Linked DNA regions of Homo sapiens: all the other regions are linked to region 1. The links are chromatin contacts, found by Hi-C or POLR2A ChIA-PET in ENCODE. All regions are on one chromosome and are shown on one strand. The core of a region is the stretch at or near the end of the contact, and the rest is flanking DNA. Distances in the headings are between cores, read along the strand shown.

What was found. Hi-C counts contacts between places; a loop is a spot of excess contacts on that map. ChIA-PET counts read pairs that join two places held with the same protein, here RNA polymerase II (POLR2A). Pooled maps may share reads with other maps.
Region 2: a loop to region 1 is called in a map of CD4-positive, alpha-beta T cell, with 11 times the contacts of the local background. The contact joins the promoter of CLK4 here to the promoter of NPM1 in region 1. A Hi-C loop is called at or near these places in 2 of 168 maps with a recorded cell type or tissue (CD4-positive, alpha-beta T cell and naive thymus-derived CD4-positive, alpha-beta T cell) and 6 of 50 pooled maps.
Region 3: a loop to region 1 is called in a pooled map, with 28 times the contacts of the local background. The contact joins the promoter of HIGD2A here to the promoter of NPM1 in region 1. A Hi-C loop is called at or near these places in 1 of 37 single-sample maps with no recorded cell type and 12 of 50 pooled maps. POLR2A ChIA-PET finds 5 or more read pairs at or near these places in 1 of 52 experiments (activated T-cell).
Region 4: a loop to region 1 is called in a pooled map, with 10 times the contacts of the local background. The contact joins the promoter of LMAN2 here to the promoter of NPM1 in region 1. A Hi-C loop is called at or near these places in 2 of 50 pooled maps. POLR2A ChIA-PET finds 5 or more read pairs at or near these places in 2 of 52 experiments (Caco-2 and GM12878).

Annotation. Positions count from the first base shown.
Region 1 is chr5:171,386,436-171,389,562 of GRCh38, reverse strand. NPM1 (nucleophosmin 1) reads right to left here and starts at 1,714. Exons shown (of 11, transcript NM_002520.7): 1 at 1,557-1,714. The coding sequence starts at 1,614. MIR3912 (microRNA 3912) reads left to right here and starts at 2,803; the gene lies at 2,803-2,907. RefSeq lists silencers at 994-1,053, 1,374-1,433.
Region 2 is chr5:178,625,400-178,628,489 of GRCh38, reverse strand. CLK4 (CDC like kinase 4) reads left to right here and starts at 1,440. Exons shown (of 13, transcript NM_020666.3): 1 at 1,440-1,544. RefSeq lists enhancers at 1,472-2,081, 1,814-2,494.
Region 3 is chr5:176,386,904-176,390,065 of GRCh38, reverse strand. It overlaps HIGD2A (HIG1 hypoxia inducible domain family member 2A), which reads right to left and starts at 1,315. Exons shown (of 2, transcript NM_138820.4): 1 at 1,093-1,315; 2 at 305-735. The coding sequence starts at 1,246. The coding sequence ends at 569. It overlaps NOP16 (NOP16 nucleolar protein), which reads left to right and starts at 1,468. Exons shown (of 5, transcript NM_016391.8): 1 at 1,468-1,633; 2 at 1,723-1,831; 3 at 3,157-3,162. The coding sequence starts at 1,527. It also overlaps a transcript of ARL10 not described here. RefSeq lists enhancers at 113-796, 618-837, 1,038-1,357, 630-1,829, 1,481-2,164.
Region 4 is chr5:177,350,277-177,353,305 of GRCh38, reverse strand. It overlaps LMAN2 (lectin, mannose binding 2), which reads left to right and starts at 1,638. Exons shown (of 8, transcript NM_006816.3): 1 at 1,638-1,854; 2 at 2,015-2,133. The coding sequence starts at 1,659. RefSeq lists enhancers at 1,448-1,497, 1,508-1,697 and a silencer at 1,339-1,553.

The sequences.
Region 1 (3,127 bases), core at 465-2,964:
TTAAAGCAACAGAAAGTGACATACGCCTCAAACTATATTCAGAAATTATGTTTAAGACAAGGAGGGTTCTTTCCGATAGTTATCAAAAAGTACTGATATAAATTTACCAGAATTCTCAGCTATCCAAAATAACTAGGAATTAAAGCCTTAATGTTTTGAATACATATGTCTACTCTCACTCCATGAATGGGCAAAATTCTTCAAAACACTGTCAGAATAAAAATTTTAAATGATTCCATTTAACTATCATCTAACCGTTACCAATACATATACATGCTTAAATGTGAACAGACGTTTAATTAACAAATCTCAGCACGGATAATGAACAAGATAAAATTCACGGTAGGATTTGCATTTACTTCAAAGTCTGAATAGTACAAAGATTAGGCTTCTGCAATTAATCCTACTGAGATCAAAAACCCAAGTGGGACTCTCCTTTTTGGGGCAGGACTACCGCAAGTCGAGGGGGGTGGTGCTCCCAAAATTCTGCGAATAGTCTTAGGTCTTGATCTGACTCAAACCGAACACTCTACGTGTTTCTTGTATTTAGAAAAGCAGTTTGGTCAATGCCGCACAAATGGCGGCATGCGAGGACGTCCCCCTAAAACGAAGCCTCATTAATATTCACGAAGCAGCAGCTACGGAGTCAAGCGTCTTGGTTTAGATTTAGTCTCTTATTGCCTTTACTAAGTACAACCTTCGTTAAGTGAGTTTATCTCTGGGCACCAGTATCCTCATCTGCAAAGTGGGGCTAGCTCCACCTACCGCAGTGAGACAGAAAAGGGGCTCAAAAAAATGAGAGCTGCCATCACAGTACATGCTGTAAGCACTGAACAAAGACCTCCAGAACCCTAGTGCTACCAGCCTCTTAACATTTCCCACTTCAACAGAGCCACAGCATCCCTGGCTCACGAGTGGCAACACGCCGGTGAGTCCCGGATGTAGCGCCCACACCCCCCTCCCTCCCCCAACCACGTGGCAACCACGTGCTCCCAGCGGTTGCGGCCTCCTCACGCCGCGCCGCGCCTCCCCACCCCCAGTAACTGGCCGAAGCACGCGAGGTAAGTCTACGTCCGGCAGCTCCAGGCTCTGAGGCCAGAATAACGCCAGGCTGTGCATCTACCCGCTCCAACAAGCAGGCCCATGCTTCCCGGTGAACCCAGCCTCCAGGACCACCAACCCGGGGCCTGGCATCAGAAGCCTATGAACCACCGCCGTTAGAAAATAAACCACGCCTGGAGCTCCGCCACGTATCCCCGGCAAAGGCCGAACTTCCAGGCGGCCGGTTCCACTTTACCTCAGGCCCCGGGCCTCGGACCGCTCACGCCCCAGACGCTTCAGGCCGCTCGTCTCCTCCCCCTTCACGCCACCGGCTCCCCCCGCGGCTCCAATCCCTCCAGGTCCAGGGCTCAGGCAGCTCTTCCCACCCGCTCAGGCCTCCCGTCGGTCTGGCGGTCTCCACCAGACCCGGTTGCAGCCGGATTCCCGCCCCTCACCCCCACCCTCACCGCCACCAGGCCCCGCTCGGCCTCGCTCCAGCTCCCCCCAGCAGTTACCGAAAAGATAGTTCTGGGGCCTCAGGGGGCTCATGTCCATGTCCATCGAATCTTCCATCGGGTGGCGGCACGCACTTAGGTAGGAGAGAAGGCGGACGGAGATAAAAGAACGCTGCTCCAGAGAACAACCGCGCAGGACGGAATCACACCAGGGAAAGGACGCAGGCTCCCCGCGCTTATATATAGACCCTGAAGATCTCGCGAGCGCTTCCCAAGTCCCGCCTCCGCGCGCGTGCTCCGAAGCCCTCCCACCCCCGTACCGTAGCCGTCCTGCGCAAGCGCTTTTCAACCCCACTCCTTTCTACCTCGCCCCCACCTCCTTCCAGGTACTCCGCGGGCTCCCACCGAGCACGCGCACTCGTACACTGGCCCCACCCCTCCGCTGCTGTCGCCTGTGCGCACGCGTGCTTTCCAGTCGTAACGCGCACTCCCCACCTCCAACCCTTCCACGTCCTCTCCCGCTCAAGCGCGCCGGCCTCCCGCCAAGAGTCTGCGCAGCCCACCCTGCAAAATGGCGTCGGCAGCCCTTAGCTGTGTAAGATATGGCGGGTTAGCCGGCTGCGAATGAGCCAGAGAGCACCTCGATTCACCTTTCCCCATCCCCTAGTGCCCTGCAAGCCTCCAAACAGGCGTAATCACTTCAGGAATTTTTTACTTGCCTGAAGGCTTCGGATCGCAGTTAATCGTTACCCCAAAGTTCAGGTGCCAGAGAGAGTGAATTGCGGCTTATTCTTTGTTAGGAAGGAAAGATGTAGTTACCGGCCAGACTTACGGAACTTTGTTTTTCAGCTCTGTCCTTCCTGAGAAAACATCTCCAAAGTCCTTATCTTTACGTAACTTGGGGGCCAAAAGGGGACTGAATCAGTCTCCAAATTAGCAAGGACATCGCCCTAAGAGAGCTCGGAGGGTGGGCCGACTCTGACTTCTTGCCGCTCTTAATCTTTAACATTCCTCCTGAAAGAAAGCGGGTGACTTGTAAGAACTACAGAAGCCTTAATTCGAATATTTGGGAGCGAGCATGGGAATTAACGTTTTAAGCTACACCTTGACAAACTCCGAGGCACCCCAGCACCCCGCGGGCATTGGGGCGTTCTGAAGACCCGTAATCTTTTTTTTTTAAGCCTCAACATATCAAACAAATTTAAGAAGTGAGGAATACAAATGATAGCCTCAGAAAGGAAGACACCCCCACCCCAAGGCATTATTTCTTACAGGAAAATTATAGAGACGATTTCAGTGTCTATCAAGAGAGGAATGAACAGTTAAATTATAACATGTCCATATTATGGGTTAGTTGTGGACACATACTAACGCATAATATGGACATGTTATAATTTAACTGTTCCTTTCTGAGAGCTCCTGTGTCACATAAAGCTTTGAGTCACTTAAATTTGTTATGCCTTTTTTTGTGTGTGTGTGGAGACAGAGTCTCGCTGTGTTGTCCAGGCTGGAGTGCAGTGGCGTGATCTCCGCTGGATGCAACCTCCGCCTCCCGGGCTCCCGAGTAGCGAGGACTACAGGTGCATGCCACCACGCCCGACTAATTTTTGTATTTTAGGAGGGATGGGGTT
Region 2 (3,090 bases), core at 191-2,690, 7.2 Mb before region 1:
CCGGGAAATGGGTGGGAACTCATGTCAGAGACAGCATCTTAAAGAAATGGCCTTTCAAGGATGAGTAAGATTTAAATTTGTAGATGCAAAAATGGTGGCTATTCTAGATGAAAATAATATCATTTGTTTCATTCTGTAGCATAAAGAGTTTACCCTTCCAGTTTTCCAAGTTTCTTTTCAACTTCGCTTCTTGGAGTGCAATCTCCATGAAAATTCAACTTACTTTTTGAAATGCTGTACAATCTCCGAGATTTATCTAAATTTACCCTACTTACCCAAACCAGATGGCACAAGTTTCTATCATGTTAGATCACTAAAGGTATTTCCGTTCCCTCCTTTCACCTAACAGGATAACAGGTCTCCCACATGCTACTGGGCTAATACCCGCAAGAGTTCAACCCTACCCTCCCAAATTTGATTTCTAGCTTTCCCTTTTATCCAGCGAATCCCCGTCAGAATACAGAAGCCAACCCCCACCCCGCCCGCCGTCCCCCCCCACGATCTTCAGTCTCACCTAAACCCTTTCCCTCACTTACGCCCTTCCTTGCTTTGACACCCTATTCTTGGTTCTCCTCCTCTGCTGATCATTCCTTCTCAGGCCCCTTTCCCTCTGGCCCTTGAGTGTTCCCCACAGGGCTCCGACTTTGACCCTAATATTTCTCATGTTACATACTTACACGGGGGAACTGCCTGAGGGTCCTCAGAACTGCAGAATACCTTATTTGAGGTAAGCAAGCCCCATAACGGACTATCACTAGCTCAGAGACATTTTTCAGCCTTGAATAAAATCAGCCCGCAGGGACAAAAAAAAATGGGGAAAACTTCGTTAGGGAAACTTCCAGCGACCTTAACTGCTCAGGAGGTAGGGATCCTAACAGGAAAACCTTGTCAGGAGTCTCCATTGAAACCTCCGGGTTTTTGTTTTGTTCTGAATAGGAGCACGTGCCTTGAAAAGATTAGCACCCCTTGAGCTTGTTTTCTGAGACAGCCTCTTTGTCCGAATCCACCTTAGACTGGAAGCGCCAAGTGGGCAGGACAAGCACCCAGTCCAGGGAACAGCCCAGGGACCAGCCAAGGCCCGCCCTAGGCGGTTTTGGGGCCGTTGTCGGGTGCCGGCTGCGGGAGTTGAGGTCCCGGGGGAGGGGGCAGACACGCGGTACACACTGAGGGCGGGACACGGGCGTTCCTTCCCGGTTCCACCCGAGCCCGTAGAGAACGTAAACACCCTCCCGGCCTAGAGGCCCCGGGACCGGGTGGGCGGGGGGGGGGGGGTGGAAATGCTTGGGCCGCGCAGCCGCAGTGTGGAGGCTCGAGCCCCGCTCTTACGTCACGTGGAGCCCCGCCCTTAGGTGGAGCGGCGGGAGCGCGCAAGGTTCTGTCACGCAGGCGCGTTCGCGCGGCGTAGGTGGTGCTAGAGGCGACTCGGGGGATTCTAGGGCGACGGCGCTGCCGCCATTTTGTGGGGTGTTTGTCGCAGCGGCCGAGGAGGGAAGACGGCAGTTTGGCGACATTTCTCGGCCGAAGGGCCATTTGCTTTTGCGGAGGTAGGGTTGCAGATGGTGTGTGCTGGGACAGGCGGCTGTCGGTCTTTAGGTCTCCGAGCCAGGTGTCGGAGAAACGACCGCGTTAGGGGCCTGGGCTTCTGGAGCTGAGTTGGGAGTTCTGCGAGGCGCTGCTCGGCTGGTGCACGCCGGCAGCACCGAAAGTTGCTCGGGCGTCGCGGTTCTGCCGCTGACCCTTCTCTGAGGGCCCTGGCCGCTCGCGTCGCGGCTCCGGAGGCCGTGGGCTCGCGGTCCCCTGCTGCCTGGCGAGCGCGGCTGTTGGTTAACCCTGTCGGGACCTCTTCCAGCCGGCGGGCGCTAGGACCTGTCGGGAGACCCTTCGAGAGCCGTCTCTGGCATTCGTGTTGTCGGAGATCAAGTCTTCCCCTGGATTCCTGGCCTGGGCCGTTTGTAGCGTTTCGGGGGTTTTCCAGAGTCAAGCATTTGCCCCTGTCTTGAGTGCGCCAAAGGCACTGGCCGGGTGCCCAGGAGCCGGGAGGTGGGGACCGGGCGTCCGTGCAAATCCAGGTGGTTGAGGGCAGTAGCTGCTTGTGAGAGGTGGAAATTTGCGGAGGCTAGTCCTCTGTGCTATGCTGAACACAACATTGTTGCAGCGAACCTGCGTTTCTGGTGGTTTTGCATCTTATTATCCCTGGTTGCCTAAATAGTCCAGATAGGCTTATCCGATCCTTAGGAAACCGCCCCGCAAACTGAACTCGCCAGCCACTTTGTCTTGCCTCATAGCTGTCCTGTGCGATTGTGCTTTTTACACACCCCTACAGGCTTGTAACCCATTAAATGCAGTCCTCTTGGAGCCATCCAATCCTAAACTTATAACCTGTTTCGATGTTTTTAAGCCATGTACGTAGCGTAAAGTTGTCAAGAACTACAGGATCTTAAGGGCAGTGGCGATGGATCTACATATGAGATCCATTGTGTCATTATTTTTTGAAAGATACCTACTCTAGCATGTGGGATGCTTTATTAGAGGCAGTGTCATGATTCTAGATAGCTTTTCTTTTTTATGTATGCGAAGGAACCTTACCACGTAGAACGTGGGTCGGGTGATCTTTGTGCCTCCAGATAAAATATTTTTGAACATTGCAGGGTGAGTGGGGGAGGTCAGAGGCTGGGACTAACAGCTGAATTACATTTGAAGTAGTGAACTTGAGAAGAATTTTGGACTCTCACAACGGAGCTCGTTCTTATTTTAATGTTTGCATATTAACTGATAATTTGAGAGTTCTGTTTTGCTGGAGGTTAGCTGGTTGTAAGCAGACTTACAGTAGAAGAGGAAAAAACAAAACTGAAGAAGATACATAAGTCTTGAAAAAAACTTCATAGTAATGGAGGGTCATAATAATAACGCTCGGTCATCAGATGTGATTTTGCTTGCTATGATTTAAAAATGCTTAACCAAGCTGAGTTCCTGATGTGGTTAAAATACAACTTTGGTATTTGACGGAACGCTTCAGAAGAACTGCACTTGAAATACACATTTTCTTTTTTTTTTTTTTTTTTTTTTTGAGACAGGGTCTCACTGTCGCCC
Region 3 (3,162 bases), core at 66-2,565, 5.0 Mb before region 1:
GGATTACAGGCACGCAACACCACGCCCAGCTAATTTTGTATTTTTAGTAGAGATGGGGTTTCTCCATGTTGGTCAGGCTGGTCTTGAACTCTTGACCTCAGGTGATCCGCTCGCTTCGGCCTCCCAGAGTGCTGGGATTACAGGTGTGAGCCACTGCGCCTGGCCAAATCTCTGCTTTCAAAGTGCCCTGGGTGGCTGTTACTAGGAAAGTTCGGGAATCACTAGACTACACGATTTCTAAGCACCACTCCAAAGTCCGTTTCCTCCAAAATCAAAGACCAAAAACCATGGGGATGATACTGAATTAAATACAAGTGGATTTTTAGAGTTTATTAAGCAGGGGAGTGGAGGGGAGATGTGGCACAAATAGAAGTATGTAACATTCAAACAACAGCATCTAGGATTTTTGAAAAAACTTTCGGTTACAGTTACACAAAGGGTCACTTCCTCCCCAGCGACACATGGGCCTCTCAAAGGAGAGGAGGGAGTAAGTCCCACGGTAGGGCCAGTGGTTGCTCCCTGGGTTTTGGAATCATTTCTGCGGAGCTTTCAAGGCCAGACCCTGGGCTTAGGGTCGAGACTTCATAGCAGTGACAGCCAGACCCAGCAAGATGGCTGCGACCGTGAAACCCTGGGCGGCGATCCGGGTGCGCATCATGAGCTGAGAGCGCTGGCTGTTGCCCCGGTGGAAGGAGTAGAGGCCGTAGGTGAGGGCGGCCGCCGTGGCCAGGCAACCTGAGGAGGGGACAAAGCAACTGGGAAACAGCAGGTCGGGCCCCGCAGGTCATTCCCCGCTTTGGGTCTCGCTTCCCCAAAGCCAAGATCTCTGGATCACAGCGGAGGGAGGGCGGCGAGGGTAGGTCGAGTCGAGGTCTTCCTAGTTACAGAGTCCTCCCAATCTTAGGCCCCAAATCCCGCCCCCTAAACCCGCTGCTCCCGCTCCAATCAGTTTCGCCCCTCACCGCCCCGCCCCCTCGTCTCTTCTCTAGTCCGCTCTCCTTCCGCTCCCCGCTAGCGCTCTGGTCCTTCTCTACTTCCTTCCCTCCGACATCACTGTCCTCTCCTTGTGCAGTTCCTACCGCACCCACTTACCTATGGGTACCACCGGGTTCTCGCGGGTCTTGCGAACGAACTTTTCCTTGAAACTCTCTGGATTCCTGTAAACAGTGGGGCTCAGCCCCTCAATGACTGGAGGCTTCGATGGTTCAAAGGGGACCTCCGGAATCACAGGGCCGGGAGTCGCCATGTCCGGGCCACAGCAGCAGGAGAAAATCGGGACTCCGACCTCAGCCTCCCGGTGAAGGTCATGAAAGGGGCGGGGAAACGAATAAATTGAGCCTTGTACGCAGGCGCAAATGCTCGTTGCATCCTGGGAGTCGTAGTGCTCAGCACGGTAGTGCTACAAAAGGACTACATTTCCCCAAATGCCCGCAAAGCCTTGTGCACGCCTTCCGGAAGGAGTTTGTTACACGAGGTCTGAGAGACAGAGGCAGCGTGTTTGAGCTGCTGGTGCGGTGGTCAGCGCGATGCCCAAGGCCAAGGGCAAAACCCGGAGGCAGAAGTTTGGTTACAGTGTCAACCGAAAGCGTCTGAACCGGAATGCTCGACGGAAGGCAGCGCCGCGGATCGAATGGTGAGGGGGCTGGGGTTCCGGGTGGCCGTGGGCCTCGGCCGGGACGGTCCGCGAGATGACGGATCCGCGATGTCTCTCTTTGCCGGTAGCTCCCACATCCGACATGCCTGGGACCACGCTAAATCGGTACGGCAGAACCTGGCCGAGATGGGGTTGGCTGTGGACCCCAACAGGGCGGTGCCCCTCCGTAAGAGAAAGGTACTGACATGGCAGGGTCTCGGTCCTTGTCTTCTTTACTCTTCCCCCGCCATACTGACCTAGGTGTCAGAACGTGGTACTGCCCATTCCTTCCCTCAGGCCCTTCCGAGTTTTCGACCTCCCCACAGTCAGAACGCTCAACTGACGTTGAGCAAGGGTCTCTTTACGACCTTCGTCACACTCCCTCCCCAGCACACATTCCCCATACCCCCTCTACTCAGTCTTTTTTCTCTGAAATTAACCCATTAGCATCTCAACGGTATTTTCCTTAATTTATCTTTTTCTACCCTTAACTTTCCTAATTAGTACTCCCTAAGAGTTGGAGATCTTTACTTACACCTTTTCTTTGTTATTCAATCATCCTTGGTCTGAGGCTTCCCTAGGCTTCCCTGACTGCAGTCTCCTTCCCGGGTTCAAGCTATATCCCACCTCAGCGTCCCAAATAGCTGGGATTATAAGCGTGTGCCACCATACCCGGCTGATTTTTGTGGTTTTAGTAGAGGCAGGGTTTCGCTATGTTGGCCAGGCTGGGCCTCAAGTGATCCGCCTGGCCCCCTGGAGGCTTCAACAACTATTAAAAGAATCCAGGTTCCCAAAAGAAAAGCAAGCAATTCATCTTTCTCTGCCTGCCTATCTATAAAATGGGTATAACACTCCTTGCCTTAGGGACTATCTAACTGTGTGGCTGTAGCCTCACATTTATTCAAGAAATGGTAGTGCCATTTTCCTCTGGCATGAAAGAATAAAAAGAAACTTGCCTAAGGCAATGGAACAAATTCATTCGCGAAGCCCATTCATTAGGTTAACTACTTATTGAGAACATGTCACATCCTAAGCACCCTGGGGATTTAATAGAGAACAAAACACAAAGTCCTTGTCACCAAGATTGTGTTGGGGGTAAAAGGCACAGACGGATTACTTGAGGCCAGGAGTTTGAGACCGGCCTGGCCAACATGGCAAAACCCCATCTCTACTAAAAACACAAAATTTAGCTGGGCATGGTGGCGCATGATTGTAATCCCAGCTACTTGAGAGGCTGAGGCAGGAGATCACTTGAACCCGGGGGGAGGTTGCAGTCAACCAAGATTGTGCCACTGCATTTGAACCTGGGCAACAGAATGAGACTCTGTCTCAAAAAGAAAAAGAAAAAAAAAAAGAGAGAGAGAGAGAAAAAGCCTCCAGGGCATTAGTTCTCATTGTTACCTACTTCTACCTAACCGTGGGCAGGGATTCTTATGGGTTAGTAGTTGTGTTGGGATAAGCAGGAGTCTATAACTTTCCCTCATCAAAGATCCTTCTGGTCTCAAGGGCTCTGTTCTCTGCAGGTGAAG
Region 4 (3,029 bases), core at 389-2,888, 6.0 Mb before region 1:
TGTTCTGTTGTGGGAATGTGTGCCTAGATCTTTTGCTGCTGCTTCTTTTTTTTTTTTTTTGGGTAAAAAAACGGAAGTCTGGATTTCTTTTCTTCTTCTTCTTCTTCTTTTTTTTTTTTTTTGTAGAGACAGAGTCTTGCTCTGTCGCCCCGGCTGGAATGCAATGGCGTGATCTCTGCTCACTGCAACCTCTGCCTCCTGGGTTCAAGCAATTCTCCTGCCTCAGCCTCCCGAGTAGCTGGGACTACAGGTGTCCGCCACCACGCCGTTAATTTCTTTTGTATTTTAGTAGAGACGGGGTTTCACCGTGTTGCCCAGGCTGGTCTGAAACTCCTGAGCTCAGGTAATCTGCTCGCCTCTGCCTCCCAAAGTGCTAGGATTACAGGCCTCAGCCACTGAGCTCAGCCGGAAGTCTGGATTTCTGATGTGAATGTACATATTCCGACTTTGTGTGTGTGTGTGTGTGTGTGTGTGTGTGTGTGTGTGTGTGTGACAGAGTCTCGCTCTGTCGCCCAGGCTGGAGTGCAGTGACGCGATTTCGGCTCACTGCAAGCTCTGCCTCCTGGGTTCAAGCCATTCTCCTGGCTCAGCCTCCCGAGTAGCTGGGACTACAGACACCTGCCACCACGCCCGGCTAATTTTTTGTATTTTTTAGTAGAGACGGGGTTTCACCGTGCTAGCCAGGATGGTCTCGATCTCCCGATCTCGTGATCCGCCGGCCTCAGCCTCCCAAAGTGCTGGGATTACAGGCGTGAGCCACCACGCCCAGCCTCTATATTCTGACTTTAAAATACTGGTAGTTAAGCCATTTATTAGAATATTGGCAGGTAAAACAGAGCTCTATTCAGCTGCAGGCCACCAGTTTTCGACCTCTGATTCACAGCTTTCCTGGGCCTTCCATGGACGTTACTTGCTGTACCAGGCACTGCGCTCTTTTGCATAGGGATGAGTTCCAGTCATCACTGGGGTCCCAGGCCAGGATCTGTGTCTGTTCCTCTTGCTTCAACCCGACTAGGCCTGAGGAGTTGAGGGTAGTGGAGGCCCTCAAATAATTGGGAATTCTGAGTCTCCAAAGGCGCGAAGCTGGGGCGCCTGACGGCAGGCACGGCTTAAAGGCTTGCCCAGGGCCACCCGGGGAGGACAAGGGTTGGAATGCAGGACTCCGCCTTCAATTCAGAGCTCCTTTCTCCAGGACTAGAAAAGGTTATTCCAGAGACGGGACTTGCGGCCAGAAGCCCAAGACGTCCTAGTCTTCGCGAATCCGCCCCATTAGAGCGACCGACAAAAACTACAAATTCCAGCATGCCCCGAGTCGCGGACGGCCCTCGCGCTCCCGCCGGCTCCAACCATCCCTCTGCTCCTCATTGGCTCGCAAGCCTAACGTGCTGTTCCGTGACTGGTTACAGCTCTTGTCGCTCGAAAGAACCCATTGCTGGGGCTGGCCGGCGTGTGCCTTGGAGCCTCTAAGGAGATGAAACTGCACTCAACCAGGATGAGAGGCTGCCCGGCCAATGCAGCTGCCGCCCCGTCTGCTGCGGAGGCTTTGCTTTTTGACTCCCTGGCGACAGTAAAGTTGAAGAGCTTCCGGCCGGAGGCCAATAGATGGGACCCCCGGAAGGCGGAAGTTCTAGGGCGGAAGTGGCCGAGAGGAGAGGAGAATGGCGGCGGAAGGCTGGATTTGGCGTTGGGGCTGGGGCCGGCGGTGCCTGGGAAGGCCTGGGCTTCTCGGCCCCGGCCCTGGCCCCACTACACCTCTCTTTCTTCTTTTGTTGTTGGGGTCTGTGACTGCGGATATAACTGACGGCAACAGTGAACATCTCAAGCGGGAGCATTCGCTCATTAAGCCCTACCAAGGTGAAGCCCTTGGGGCGGGAATGAGTGAAGAGTGAGGGCGAGGCTGAACAGGGCTAGGGGAAGGCGTGCCCTTTCTCCTGAGCAGAGCATCTCTGTGGGTTTCCTGCCTCTGGTGAGGCCAGTCCTGGCGTGGCCTCTTAGCACCTGTCTCTTCCCACAGGGGTCGGTTCCAGCTCTATGCCCCTCTGGGACTTCCAGGGCAGCACTATGCTCACGAGCCAGTACGTACGTCTGACCCCTGACGAGCGCAGCAAAGAGGGCTCTATCTGGAACCACCAGGTGAGTGGTTCTCAAGAGGATAGGCGTACTGTGCGGTTGGCTGCTAGTCCCTGCCTCCCGAGCAGCTGAGACCCCAGCTTCGTTTATAGGTTTGCACCTCCGTCCCTGGCCTTTTCCTCATCTCGGTCACACCCACCAATAATAAGAGGCGATGGGTATTGGGTACTTACTATGTGTCAGGAGCTGCGCTTGACACTTTACATCCTCCTCACTTTAAAAGCCATGCGAGATGAGTAATGTTATCTCCATTTTACCCACTGAGAAGCTAAGACTCAGGTTTGAAAGGGCCTTACCCAAAGTTACATAGCCAGAAAGTAGTGGAACTGTCAGGCTGTCTGCCTTGAACCCCCTCAGTAATGGGAAGAACCGAGCGAACTGGATCTTTATTGGGTGTTTTGCTGTGTATTAGGCACTGACCTTGCCATGCCTTATTGCATTTAATTTTCAAACAAGCTGTTTGAAATAGATGGCTTTCATGACTATACAAAGATAACCCAGCTAGCAAATGTCATAAACAGTATTTAAACTCTGATTTGTCTGATCTCTAAGCCCAGCAGTTCACTCGATGTACTTGACTCTTTTCACCTGGACAGTGGAGGAACCCCTTAGAACCCTTTTTGCAATGCTTGGTTGAGGGTCTTGTCATCAGTAGTGTGGAGGGACTGGACCTGTGGGCAGTTCTAGTGTCTGTGACCTTTGCCTCAGAGTATGTAGTATGTAGTATGTGAGCAGTGGCCAATGACAGCTGCTACACAGAATCCACACTGAGGCAGTCAAGGTGAGGAAAAAGGGGAAAGAAGAATAATTTGGGGCTGGGTTACAGCTTGGAGCGGGACCTGCTCCTGCCCCAGCTTGCCTAATCTCAGCCCTTCCCATGGCTTAAGCTGTTGGCCAGT